2 separate regions of the Homo sapiens genome follow, and region 2 is linked to region 1. The links are chromatin contacts, found by Hi-C or POLR2A ChIA-PET in ENCODE. All regions are on one chromosome and are shown on one strand. Each heading gives the region's core, a stretch centred on a gene start or an enhancer-like site at or near the end of the contact. The rest is flanking DNA. Distances are from core to core; before and after follow the strand shown.

Region 1 (7,240 bases), core at 2,533-5,032:
GGGAATGAGGACTCATCCCATATTCCAGCCCCCTTCCCCCAACTTTTTTTTTTTTCAATTTTAGTGCATCTCTTTACACTTAACAGGTCTGCAGTGACTTCTAGGAGGATCCACACACCAATCGTGGAACTAGGCAGCATCTTTTTCCACTTCCTTTCCAAGATAGTAGCACGATAACAGTAAAGCCCCTTTGCAAGTGTTCACTATTATGCACATTAAGATGCCAGGGAGAGGGCTGGGAAAGGTGGCTCACACCTGTAATCCCAGCACTTTGGGAGGCCGAGGCAGGCGGATGACCTGAGGTCGGGAGTTCGAGACCAGCCTGACCAACATGGAGAAACCCCGTCTCTACTAAAAATACAAAAAAATTAGCCGGGCATGGTGGTGCATGCCTGTAATCTCAGCTACTTGGGAGGCTGAGGCAGGAGAATCACTTGAACCCGGGAGGCAGAGGTTGCAGTGAGCCAAGATCACGCCATTGCACTCCAGCCTGGGCAACAAGAGCGAAACTCGGTCTCAAAAAAAAAAAAGGTGCCAGGGAGAAATGAACAATTCCATGCAGCCAACACCTGGTCTCCTGCGTTTGGCTTAGAAGGGCATTTCTGCCCAAGCCCCCAGCTCTAGTCTTTGCACACTTTAAATGAGTAGCTACTACATGCCAATCACAGATGTTGCCTCTGCTGAGTATCCAGTCAAAAAACCAGAATCTAACAGAGCTAACTAAGCACCATCTTGCAGGAAACCAGCTGACGTCAGCTCCGCAGCCACCAGTGAGTTACTGGGCCCACATCTGCCTGCAAGAGGGGGAGGGGAATTCAGGTAACCCACAAGAGGGGATAAAAGTTCGGGGAAGAAATCTCCTGTCAAGGAGTTTGTTTTTGCAGTGGATCCTCTGCAGTGAGACTAGTTGTCTTTACAATATCATTAGAGGTCAGGTACATTCCTGTAGACTCCCTTAAGTGACTTGCTTTCTCCTATTGTTCCCCCTGAAAATTCATAAAAACCTCACAAACACATCTCCATTTAAAAAGAGAAAGTTTAAAGGATGCCATGTAATGGTTATCTCTTTTCTTTTGCCAGTGAGCATAAAAGCTCCTTAGGGAAAAGCCCAAACCCTCTATACATTTTCATATTCATGATAGCCCTGAGCGGTCAGCACAGTTCCCCAATTATAGTGGGTGCTCAATAAACACTTGGATGGCTTACTGAATTAATAATGTTTCTAGACTTGGCTAGCAAAGCCATCTCCGTTACTTATCTTTTGTGATTTTTATAGGTTCTGTCTAATTCTTTTTCTTCATTTTTTTTCTTTCTGGTCTATACAAATCTTCTTTCATTTTTCTCTATTGCTACTTGTAGCGATCCTCAACCCGCCTCCTCCCTTGAAATTTCTGTTCTCTGCACTCTCTTCAGTCTAAAGAGATCTTTCTTGAGGTTTGAAATGTTACACAAGGCAGGGGAAGTTTAGAGCTAATTGTATTTTGTCCAGTAGAACGGGGATCTGGATTTCCTATAGGTCTGGCTGCCTCTTTGTCTACACCTTTACTTCCAAATCTGGCCTCATGTATAAAAAGACCCCAAACCTTAAAATCATGTTCTCAACAATACTCAGAGAAAAATTGTTGGCTTTTTGGTCACCATGCTAGAGGAATAAAAGGGCAGTTGTTTCTTTCGGTCAATGGTTTGAAAACCTCCCAGACTAAAAATCACCTCCATATAATCAGATGCTTGGTGTGGTGTAATGAAGATGAGGAGGTCTGGCTTTGATAAGAGTCATTTAGAAGGTATAAAGGCAGTGGAACAAGACGGGAGGACCCATACACCAGTTGATTCCCCTCTTGCCACTTAACAGCAGCGTGAGCTTGGGCAGTTGCACTTGTTAAATGTCTGGAACAATACTTAGCACGTAATTTCTAAAGCTTAATGTTTAGTTCACAGAAGGTATCCCAAGAATAGAAATGATTATTATATTTTAGCTTCTCTCTATTACTGATTCACTATGTGCTGCTAGGCAAAGTATTTCACCCCCATTTACTTCTATTTTTCCATGTGTAAAATGCGAGGGTTGGATTCTAGTTGATCTGTCAAGTCCTTTCCAGGCCTCATGTTCTATAAATTCACCACTCTGTGGGCTTACTAACACCTGAGCCTCATAAAACCTAATGGAAAGAATAACACAAAACCACCATAAGGCAGTGTCAAAAAAAATTGATGCCTGATTTGTATTAAATGTCAAAAGTGAATTATTAATCCATGCCAGAAATAAACATATGGACCCAATTACACTCTAACTCCAATGGGCAAGAGTGTTGTAGGGACAAAGTGCTTTGCCCGTAGTACTTCATAGAATCCTCTAGACCATGTGGAAGGTGAGCAGATGAAGCAGCTCTGGCCAGAGAAGTTAGGAACATGTCCCAGTCACACAACTGAAACTGCAGGAAGTCAGTCCTGGGATTAACTGCAGGATCTGAACACTGTACTCTTTATATTGTACTTTAAAAACATTGCTTCACATGGCCAGAAAAGCCAACCTCTGAAGAAGAGAAAAATTGTTCCCTTCACTCTCAGAGCTTCATGAGCACCTTGGACTTGCCAGCTTTCCTCAAGCAACCCCTGTAACTTGTTGGCACAAAATTAACCACAATATTCAGACAAAGCAGTACTTACAGGGTGAGTGCTAGTATCCTATGCAACTAGGGTAGCCTGAGAATCTAGGGGAAAAAAAGCTAGACCAAACAAAAGATTATATATAATCTTTCCCCAAATCAAGGCACTGAGCAAGGCAGGCCTGAGAGATGGTGAATTTCTGCTTCTACTGAGAGTCCTCCAGACCCCCAGTAAAAATTTCTTTTCATCATAAAACCAGAGAAACTCTTGCTCAGGAAAAAGAAAGAAAAATGGAAATCATAAAGATTGCACGACTTAGGATTTTGTCAAAATGTGTCAGAGGCTATAATATAAGGCTAGTTTTTGGCATTCTGTCAGTCACTGAATGTCCTTCGTCAGATCACAGCTCCTTTTGGTTGTGCTGACTTTATACCCATCTGGAATCCACTGACCATTAGCTGAAATAAAATCCCAGATGTGCTCAGATCTCACATCCTGTGCAATGCCCTCAGTTATTGCTGATACGGTTCAGTCATCTGTCTCTCCAGCTAATCATACAGACACAGTATTCTAGGAGAAGTGAGAACCCACTCATAGCCAGGAGAGCTTCTCCCTCTCAGTCACAGGGTGACTGTGGGCAAGGTCCTTCCCCTGTTGGTTGCCTCTGTCTCCCCAGTTATAAGATGGTGACAAACTGACCAACTTAAAATTTCCTTAAAATGTATTGGCACTGTGGACAGAAATGAGGAAAGTGGAAGACCTAGTTTCTGTCCTCAGGGAGCTTACCATTTGGTGGAAATAAAGTTAAACAGGTGAAAGAATTATGCAAGAGAGCATAACCAAGTGTCAGAAGACAGGAAAAACAGACATCTCGATTGCATGTGAAGGCTTCAAGGAATTTGAGGATGAGTTGAATGTGGAAAAGAAGATAGACAGAGAGAGGGGAGAGGAGAGAAACCCAGGGAAAGGCAAAACATGAGCCAGGTGTTTAAAGTGGGGGAATAAGAATGGCTTGATTGGGGCCAGGGGAGGGGTCTGTCTGCTTGGATAAGAGAATTCATGAAAAGAACAGTGAGAGATGAGGTCGGACAGATTCCAGGCAATCAAGTAACAGTGGCACTGTCCACTGGCAGAAGATCCAATTTTTCTGCCCCAGAAACTCAGAAGTTCTCATGAATCACCCTCTCAGACAGTGCTAGACAGAGTTCAGAAGCAGGCCAGCTCCAACAGTGAGAAAGAACTTTGGCAACTTTGCCTGGGTTAGAGAGTGGCAATTTAAGTGAATCCCAAACAAGACCTACTGTGGCAATAGCAAATAGATTTTAGCTCAAGGAACATTTCCCATTGACTCCTAGAGGCTTCCCAAAATGCTGTACTAAGAAGTCAAACCTTGGCTCAGGTATGGAGAGTGCTGTGATCCATTAGTGATGTCTGCTATGGGCACAATATGAAGGATTTGACCCCCATGCATCACATGGACATCACCGTAGTGGAGCAGCAGGCTTTCTTTGTTAATGTTTCTGAGAGTTGTGTGTATAGTCCTCTGGGAGTTTAGCCATTCTAGAATCTGTCCAGCTAGCCATACTATAGACTCTATCTCCTTCTAGAACAGTAAAAAAGCAGTCTCTTGCCCAGAGGGCAGAGGTTAGTCACTTGAGCCTTTTGTTAGGATTCACTCCCATTCTGTCTTCCCATTTACCCACATGAAGTTAGATGCTGGGAGCCAGATATTTCCTGTGTTTGAACAAGGGCCAGACTTCCTGGCAAAGGGTCCCTTCTTCCCATCAGTTTCTTCAACTGCAAACTGAGAAGACAAAAGTGATGCCTCACCCGTGGTGGCGACAGGAGGAATAACTAGCTAATGCGAGGAAAGCTTTTGAAGATGAAAGGGTGGTATGTGCATGTTAATTACAACTTTTATCAGCCCTGGAGCCTCTGCATTCTCAGCTGCCACTGGAAGCTCTTCTGTGCCTCCCAAATGCAAACAGCAGCCACATTCCATGAGCTGGCCTCACTAAGTCCTGCTTAGAGCATCCAAGTCAAGAAGGTTGGATTTTGAGCTCAGGCTGGCCAGCTGGCTCACTCTGGGCCACTCAAGTTTCCCACTACTCATCCCCAAGGGAAAAAGTAGGCTAGCTACCTGGGCAGGTAAGATAAGATAGAACCAAGGTATAAACAAAAGGCTCCATCAAAAGTCTACCAGAAATAGCCCCTGGGTAAGATTAGGACACTCTGCTCTAATTCCCACCCTGTGAAAGCCTAATTGTTTGACCTTGGGCTATTGGCTTTATCTGTCTAATGGTTCAATATACTGTGTGAACCATTTGGGGATAATAATCCCTCTGCCTCCCCTAGACCTCTCCACCTTTGCCTGCTGGTGTGAAAGTGTTTTGTGCTAGTAGGCAGAAACACGTGATATAAAACTACAAGGTCCTATTATTACCTAGGATAACTTTCGCCTCTATCTATGTCTCCTGTTGCTGGTTGACCCCAATCATTGAAACTGTATTCTTTGGAATGCTCAGCAGTCTCCTCCAAGCTGCCATTCCCTCCTTATCTAGGTGGGCCCAGTATTGGCTCAGGCTTCTTGGTTGTGCCACTTCCTAAGGCTTGCAAATGCATTCAGCCTGCCCTTGCTCTCAGTGCCAGCTCTCAGTGCCCTTGCTGGGATAACTCAATAAAGGGCTAGAGGTGGGAATGGGATAATCATCAGATGCTTTGCTAGTGCTGACGGGACAGCTTAGAAGGTATAAACTGAGCTGGGCCCATGCAGCAACACCAAAATATGTGTTCAAAGAGGGAGAAGAGGAGAAAAAGAGAAAGGAAGTTATCGTGGTCTGATAACAGGGCATGTCAGAATGGGAAAGGGTGTTAGGAATTATGTAGCCAACTTGTTTGATTGGAAAGATAAGGAAGCCTCAAGGGCTGCAAGTGACTTTCCCAAGGTCACAAAACTAATTGGTGGCAAAACCGTGGTCTTCTGACTTGTCCGGTTTCCTTTCATTTTATCCTTTGAGACGATAAAGGAGAGGACACTAACTAAACAAGAAGACAATGATCTGATCAGGACAAGAAGACTTGGAGTACAAAATGAGAAGAAGATAATAGGGTAATGGATTTTTTAGTGGCACAGTGGGAAATGGCGTAGGTGTTTACACTGCACTGGAGCCCTCACTGTGCTTGGAACTGGTTCCCTGTGCACAGTCTTGCACACCCATATTTGGTATTTTTTTATCCTTTTTGACTTAATGAGCATTTGGAAACCATAAGGCCCACAGCAACCTGACCTTTGACTTGCCCAGACTCTCTGAGCAATTTTGTGAGTTGAGTCAACAATCAATGGTTTTCAAATTATTCAATTGTTCACTCAACGCATACTAGTTGAACACCAATATCTGTGCTCTGCTAGGCACTGGGGATACCACTGTAGACAAGAGAGGCATAGTCTCCTCTCTCCTGGAACTTACAGTCTATCTGGAAGACAGACAGTAAACAACTAATGATGCCTTTGTTTAATTACACTTGTGGTAAGTGCTATGAAGGAGAAGCACTGGATCTTGTGAGAGCATAATAGGGAGATCTCATCTGATTTAAAGCACCAGGGAAAGCCTCCCAGGACCTGTTGGATGAATAGCAGTAACCATGTCTCCAGGATCCCCACAATTCCTTGAGGACCCTTGTTGTCAGACTTCTCAGAGCTGTACCAGCCCTCTCACTGTCTCACCATTGGGTCTTCTGAGTAAGAAAGCAAGAAAAAAAATTTTACTCCTCAAAATTCTGAAAGCAAGTGGTTTATCATGTCTGCCCTGTAATAGTGGTGGGAAGAAAATCATGAGAACCTCTAAGCTGACTCAGGATTTTAGAAGCACACATTTGGGGAGAAGGGAAACAAAAATTCTGGAGAAGCAAAAAGTGTCATATGGTATAGAAGTTATTTTAAGCTACTGGGGAAAATTCATAATTTACTTAGGGATCTTGAGTGTCAAGCATTGGTTTAGAGACAAATCTTATCCATTTCGTTGAAAGTTCCTTGATCTTGTGGCTGAAGCTTGGGCCTAGGGTTTTATTAGTGTACATTTAGGGGATGGTTTACAGGGTGTCTTTCAAGGTCATACAGGTGCCTCTTTTGGGGTCAGGCAGGAGGAATAGGACAAACTCTGGGATACGAATGTACAACCATTTGGCTCCTAGGGCCTCAGTCCTTTAGCTCCTTGCTTCTGGTGACTTCTTGGAGACAAGAGTAGACTTTTTCAGAACAGCGAGATAGTTGTGCTGACAAAACAAAAACAAAAACATCATTTAAGATGCCTTCAGATGCAAGTACATGTCATAATAGAAATATTTAAAAATTAGTAGAGTATAGGCACTAGCTAATTCAAATGCTTGGTTGTAAACAACTATGTCTTGTAAATGAGAATAAAGTTTATTCTCTCAATGACGATGATAACATCTTTCTCACTCACTTTTACTCAAATTGGCTTTATTGGGCAGGAGAGACAGAGATGGAGTTATAGGTATCATGATTGAACTTAAGCTACAACCCATCTATGCATCAAACCATCATGTGTCTCGTGTGATTGTTATCTGTTGTGTATATTTTGGTATATCCCTATCTGTACATACCAGCTGAATA
Region 2 (7,240 bases), core at 2,557-5,056, 41 kb after region 1:
GAGTTCAAGACCAGCCTGGCCAACACGGTAAAACCCCGTGTCAACTAAAAATACAAAAATTAGCTGGGTGTGGTGGCATGCACCTGTAGTCCCAGCTGCTTGGGAGGCTGAGGCAGGAGAGTTGCTTGAACCCAGGAGGCGGAGGCTGCTGCACACTGAGATTGCACCACTGCACCCCAGCCTGGGCAACAGAGTGAGACTCCATCTCGAAAAAAAAAAAAAGTTTCATTTGAGCAAGCTAAATATGTGGCCAAAAAGAACCTTTAGTCCCATCAATGCAATACAGCAGAAAATAATTTCATCTAAATGCACACCTGCATAGTGAGTGGCCCAGACTTGAGAGCAGCAAATACTTCTAGGGAGGAATAATGAATGAATGCATTCAGGCTTTTTCTTCTCCAATTCATTCTAGTCATTTGTTGAAACCACAGATGTTGATCTTCATGTATATCTGTGCTTGTTAATTTCCAGGTTGAATTTCACAGAGAACGGCAAATGCTCTTCTGTATTTAGACCTGCTGGTTTCCTAGCCAGAAGTGGGTGTTTGCACAAGTGGACAAAACTTGCCCCTTAAAAAAGAAAATCAAAATCTTCATCATTTTGCAGATGTATCTTCCCTGCTGAGGCTATTAGTCTGCTACTTCAAATCCTTTTCGGAGGAATATATGGAATTAATAGCAACACATTTTATATGTACTTCAGAAGGGAGAGTAGGGAAACAAGTGGGAGAATGATTATTTATTGAGCATCCACTGTATTTTGAATACTGTGCTGAGCACTTTACTTACAATGTATCACATAATCCCCATTTTACAAATGAGGAAACTGAAGCTCAGAGTTGCCTTGTCCAGAGCTCTATGAAGCTAGGATTCAAACACAGGGATGGGACTCTCCAGTACTTCCTTGTTTCCTGCCTCATCCCCAGGGTGTGTGGGGGATGGGAGGGTGCACTTTCTTAGTGCATCTGCCACTCTCTCCCACCACTGGATAGATAGGTGTTTCTCATTACAAAGGAAAATAGCTTTGAAGTCACTATGTTAAACGCTAATCCACATACTCAAAATATGAGCTGTGAAGTTCTGTAAGTACCTTTTCTCTCTCCCAGCTATTGTTAACCGTGATGGCACCCGCTATGTCCAGAAAGGAGAATACAGAACGAATCCTGAAGACATCTACCCCAGCAACCCTACTGATGATGACGTGAGCAGCGGCTCCTCCAGTGAAAGGAGCAGCACTTCAGGAGGTTACATCTTTTACACCTTTTCTACTGTACACCCCATCCCAGACGAAGACAGTCCCTGGATCACCGACAGCACAGACAGAATCCCTGCTACCAGTAAGGAGAATAAATCACTGTGCTTCCCAATAGCAATTCCCTGGCAAAATGTCTCTGACCTTCCTGAGCATTGCACACTCACGTGCTGATTTTCTCGTCTCTAGACAGCTGGAAGCTGGTGATGCCATTCAGGGAGGTGGGCTCTTGTGGTTGTCAGTAAACTGCCTGCATTGACTACTACTGCCTACCTTTTTTCCTCATCTATAACTGTTTTTCTTACCTTAGCATAAGAAGTGCCATATTGGAAGTTTTATTTTGGGGAGAGCCCTCCTTATTCTCTTATCCCCAGGTATACAGTAACAATTCAAGCCTGATATGAAAACTGTTTTCATTTTTTCATGTTTCCTTCTTGTTCTTATCCACCTATGGATAAGATTGTTTTCATAAAGTTGGGATCATAGAGTTTGCATACCACTCCACTAGCACCTTTTAAAAAACCCACTTATGCCTGAGGTTGCAATTTTTTGAATTTTTGCAATCAGACCTTGGTGATGACAATGAGCAGTAGGATATAAATAACTCCCACATGCTTAGCTTTCCAATAATGGAACAGTAGGCATACGTGGGTCAACTGTGGCTTTTTATGTTTTAACTTGATTTACATTCATACTATTGATAGTGTAATATTCAGTGATTTTCACCAACGATAATTTACTCAACAATTCCTTTGTTTTTAGTCCAAGGAAGCATATCTGGAAGAGTTTTCTGGTGAAATTAAATCAGCTTAAGAGCTCTATAATCCAGCCTGTTGGGGAATGTTCTCAATACTTACTTGGTGTGTGGGGGTAATTCATTACTTAGGGTTGCAAGAGTGGAAGTATGTAAACATTGCGTTCCATTCCTTTGGAGTTTGCCCCTCGCGCTTCAGCTCCACTGGAAAGTGTTTACATCTCTCTTGTCTCCTGTTTCCCTCTTTGCTTTTCTTCTATGGTTTGTTTTGAAATGGGCTCCCAGATGGGCCATGTTCCTCCTGTGGAGGATTAATCAAACTCAAATAGGGCATCTGCCTCTGGAGCGGTTTTCCTAGTATGGTGTGGATGTTCTCTTTTCCTGGCTATAGCTCCTGAGGGGTGAAACTTGGGCCTCCAAAGAGTGTGGCAGAAATGCGCTGGCTTGTGAATACTCAAGACAGGGCCCTTCTCTATTCCTTGTCACCCAGAAGCCAGGGAAACCCCCACAGTACTGTGATTTCATTTAAGGTCACTTGCGCAATAGTGTTTTAAATTTCTGTCAGTCTCTGGCTGAGGGCATGATACAAATAGGCTTGGGGTTCCCATCACTCCCTGCACATTCTTTGAAGCTTTTTAAAAAGCAGAGTTTTCAAGCTGCCCATACTTTCTTGGGTTATTGGCCCTCTTGAGTTTGCATCGGCTTATTGTTGGTAGTCCCGTGGGCAACCCTTCTTGAGAGAGGCTTCTGCAAACCAAGCGGGCCGTGCTGCTAGCTACTCACTGCTTCTTGGGTTCCCTGTCTTTTTAAAGTAACCATGTCGAAGGTGCTTATCATTATGGTAGGCAATTTTGTCGGATGTTAGCGAACACAATAATTAGTGGTCTCAGCAGGAAGGAGAATAGGTCTACCCTAAAGTACCACTTCCCACCAAAGAAGAAAATCCTGATAAAACATAACTTGGGACTATATGTAGTTAACATTCAAACCACTAATAGCCTATATAAAATAGTATTTCATGTGTGTTTTAAAAACACACATTTCATTAACCCCTATAGAATATCTCTTAAGAACTGTATCTTCCCTTCCTAAGTTAGTCAGCAAACGTATTTTGAGAACCTACTACGTACCAGGCCTATTAGAATGCTTGGGATCGAAGGATAAACATAGTTAGGAAGTAATATTGAAGAGAGGCAAGGATTACTGAGATATTTATTCATTCAATCAATATCTGAGGTCTTCTGTATGCCAGACACTGCTCTAGGATGCTAGGAATTCAGAGTTGGACTTACCTTCATGGAGACTACATATTATTGGTTTAGAAATCAGGGAAAAGGAGTGTTTATGAGATTTAACTAAAACATAGTTCAGGATTTGAGCTGAGAAATGAATTGTGCCTTTCTCCTCCCAGATAAATTAGTTAAGTTTCCTTCAGCAGCTAAAAAAGAAAGAGACTAATGAGTCTACCAAATGAGTCCAGGGCTAACCTGAGAGTCACTGAAGTACTATAGGACCCAATGGGACCAGTAGCAGCTCCAAGTGGATCACTTCATGCAAAGAAACATACCAAGGCAAACAACCTGGTGGAAACTTGAACGTAGCATAATGGCATGCCAGGAAAAGTCAGCACTGTTAGGTTCCTGAGTAGAATCGTATTTCTAAAGTCCAGTGAGGAGATTTGCAAAACCTTATCACTGTTGGACTGAGAGCTGGGACAGAGTGACAGGGAGTGATTGCAAAGCCTCCCTCATGCATTGCAGGAGGGCAGGGGTCAAGAGGAGTGCTGGCTGAGAGCACAGAAGAAGCGGTCTTTGGCTCGGCTGGCTCATTCCTTCCTGAAGGGCCTGTAGTGGGTGGCAATAGGGACAGCTAGTAAGAATAACCATCTGGGTAGCTTTAGGCTTCCAGCAGGCTGTTTATCTTGAGTGTCATCAGCCTCTTCCTATTGGTGACCTGGAACTCTCTGGGATCAAGAAACCTAAACTAATTCAGGAAGCAGACTCCTGCCTTGGAACACTGTATTTCCTTGTCTTCTGGGTGTCAAAGGAATTCTTTCTTTTTTTTTTTTTTTTTTTTCAGATCTGGTATGGCCTATTTGGGTGGGGAAAATTAGAAATTCTGCTGGCTAGGCAGTAGCTTTTTCCATTTTTCCCCCTCATACCACTCCTTTCAGGAAGACAAAAATAACGCCTATTTCTATCTTGTTCTTGTAGGTTTGTTTCCTCTGGTACTATTTTTTCCTGTTGTACTATTGGGTGAGGGTGGTGGGAATTATGCATCTTTAATAAAGTTTCTGAGGTGAGAATGTGGTGTCTGTGGATTTTCCCGGGGATGCTCAGGTTTGTCTGGAGGCTTCATGGGTAAAATTGGCTCCTATTTCTCTACTCTCTGTTCTGAACTAATGTGTCCTTTGCAGCAGGGGTGTCCAGTCTTTTGGCTTCCCTGGGCCACATTGGAAGAAGAATTGTCCTGGGCCACACATAAAATACACTAACACTAGCCATAGCTGATGGGATAACAACAACAAAAAAAGCTTATAATGTTTTAAGAAAGTTTATGAATTTTTGTTGGGCCACATTCAAAGCCATCCTGCATCACAGGTGGCCCACAGGCTACGGGTTGGACAAGCTTGATTTAGAGGACAGAACATACTGTGCCAGCTGTTGGCATTTTATATAGATAGAGTCAAAGTTTTTAACCTAGGGTTCATGGACCTTCAGTAGGTTCAATGGTAGACCATAAGGCATTCTAGAACTATCTGAAATAATATGCAAAATTTTGAGTGTGTATATGTAGCATCACTTTTTTGAGGAAGGAGGACATAACGTAGATTTTCAAAGGGATATATAATTTAAAGTGGCTTTTTAAAATCTCAGCTGGCTTAAATTAGATATTTATCCTGATGGTTTTTGCCATTCCATTTCAATAAGAAAACATGCTGGACTCAAGTCAAACTTGAGAGTCGAATGAGAGATTTTAAATTGCAAAATGTTACTGATGATATTTTCTCTAATTTGAGAAAAGTCTGGAATTTCTCTAACTTTGGCAACTCTAGTTTTTGGTAGAAACACATATTGAATTAGAATAAAAAGTGACAGAAATGATAGATGGATACCTGAGGAAGTTTTATCTGATTTCGACACTTTGAACACATTTTCTTTGCAAAGTTCCTGCTCAAGTATGAAGTTTGACCTGAGGCTGATGCGTGTGGGCGGAGCTTTGAAATGCCAGTTGTCATCACAAACTACCTGGGTACAATGCTAGACAGATGTGAAAAATACACACTAGCAACCCAAAGATAATCCAAAGATAAATGCATGAAAGCAGTCGTTTGAAATGCTGCTTCGAAAACCTCCAGCTCATGGCTCAGTCGCCCAATCAAGTAAATAGAAAATCTCTTTCCTTCACAGGTTATTAAATTGCTGCTTGATTTTGCTTTGATCATGAATTCAGGGGATTCAGTTTGAAGAATGAGTAGCATGAAATTTATACCCATGAGGAATTTGCATTTCTGATGTTGTCCTAAGATTGTGGGAGACATTAGGAGTCTGGAAAGATAAAACCAGGCCTAGATTTTCTTTTCTAATTATCATTCAATAATAGATACAGACATCATATATAGGCAGAACTGAAAGTAAAGATTTGTAGAGGGAATATCACTAAGTGATACTTTCATAATTGATCCAGTTACTTCAACTGTGCACTCAAACAGCCACGCAACAGCTCAGGAGCAAAATAACTAGATATGGTCCTGGTTTGGTAATTCACAGCCTAAGACTCAGGATCTCACAACAACAGCAACGACAGGTAAACTGCTTTGTCTTTTGCTTATCAGCTCTCCTGGATGTCAGACCTTTTAGTGTTAGGGGAGAGGACGTCCATTATCACGTCAAATCTCCTTCATCATTCTTAGTGAGAATAGGGTCTTGTACCACTTCATATATCAGAAAGGCCTGTGGATCTGGGGATATGATTGATATTCTTAAATGTCCTGTATGTTTTCCTTTTGGCAATGTGTATATAGAATCAGAATGATTTTTCCATCAGAGGAAGGAAAAACTATGAATCAATAGTTTTGAATGAATGAATGAAATTATGAAAAACTACAAATGAATGAATTGACTGTGTGATTCAATGAGAAAATGTCCTTTAGAAAGAAGTCTGCCGGAAAGTGCAGGCTTCTCCTTTCTGCTGATCTGATTCTCACAGCCAGTAATAAGAGAAGGAAATGCAGATTTCTCTCATCAAAGTGTAGGCCCTGAACCCTTCTTTGGACACTTAAAATCTCAACTGTAAAGTGTAGGAAATGACCTGTTGCTCCATATCAGAATCTAGGCCTCTAACCAGCTCCCTGGGTGTGTGGCTCTTAGCTCTATATCCCTGCAAAGTGTATTGTTACAGGAGCTTTGGGGAAAAACGATTCAAGGCCTGTAAATATGGGAGATTACAAGGACACCCTCATTTATTAACTTTCATTGATGGAGTTAATGGCCATATTTCAAAATAACTAGGCATTCTTTCTGCAGAGGGGGATAATAAACATGGAAAAATTATTCTTTACATTTGTTTGCCTTATATGACATTGGATAAATTATATTCTTTACTTCTATAAATAATCGTGAGGAAAATAGTGCTCATGTTATGTTATGGTTGCCATATCACAATGTCTAAGATCATGCAGGGGTGGGGAGGGGGGATACAGAGATTGCAGAATAAAGACAATGCTATTTTTAAATGTTGACAATGTTTATCTTCATAGGACAAAGAATGTGAAGGAAAAGGTCTTTTTGGCAGTGTTTCATCTTCTTGGTTCATTTTTGGGCTTTCTTGATAGCTGAAAAAAAAATCTAACTCACCTTACTATTTTGTTTGGGGATGATGGTTTCAGCCTCTCTGCTTGAACTTGTTCTCAGTTTTTTGTCTACTGTTAGCTCATATTCTTCCAATGCACATTTTTGGGCATTATTGGTTATAGAAATGGCAGTCTTTGGAGATTTTTAAATCAAGACTCTTGCTTCTGGTCTTATTAGCAAGATCATTGGGGTCACTTCATCTCTGTCTGTCTTTCCTGATTGATTATCCTATTTTCAAAGAATGAGACTCAAAATGTCCTGTTCTGCTTTGCAAAATATAGTTTCACATAAGAAATTACCTTGGGCAAGGTTGTGAGAGGATTTGGAATCTAAATGGAGAAAAGTGTAGAGGCATATTTTTCAATCTTCTACTTCTATGTCA

What was found. A loop is a pair of places that touch in the nucleus more often than their neighbours do. ChIA-PET counts read pairs that join two places held with the same protein, here RNA polymerase II (POLR2A). Pooled maps may share reads with other maps.
Region 2: a map of Caco-2 shows a loop between it and region 1 (2.0-fold over the local background). The contact joins two enhancer-like sites. A Hi-C loop is called at or near these places in 5 of 168 maps with a recorded cell type or tissue (Caco-2, IMR-90, aorta and 2 more), 13 of 37 single-sample maps with no recorded cell type and 9 of 50 pooled maps. POLR2A ChIA-PET finds 5 or more read pairs at or near these places in 21 of 52 experiments (AG04450, CD4-positive, alpha-beta T cell, CD4-positive, alpha-beta memory T cell and 15 more).

The regions. Positions count from the first base shown.
Region 1 is chr11:35,147,574-35,154,813 of GRCh38, forward strand. All of the region lies in intron 1 of CD44 (CD44 molecule (IN blood group)), which reads left to right. Among named protein-coding and RNA genes, the nearest start is that of SNORD164, 12 kb to the right of the region's middle. RefSeq lists a silencer at 3,938-4,168 and an enhancer at 4,189-4,981. Within about 2 kb of position 3,783, at least 3 of the 41 ENCODE cell types and tissues checked have a DNase peak (open chromatin) inside an H3K27ac peak, as active enhancers do.
Region 2 is chr11:35,188,730-35,195,969 of GRCh38, forward strand. It overlaps CD44 (CD44 molecule (IN blood group)), which reads left to right. Exons shown (of 18, transcript NM_000610.4): 5 at 1,106-1,336. Among named protein-coding and RNA genes, the nearest start is that of CD44-AS1, 23 kb to the right of the region's middle. Within about 2 kb of position 3,807, at least 13 of the 41 ENCODE cell types and tissues checked have a DNase peak (open chromatin) inside an H3K27ac peak, as active enhancers do.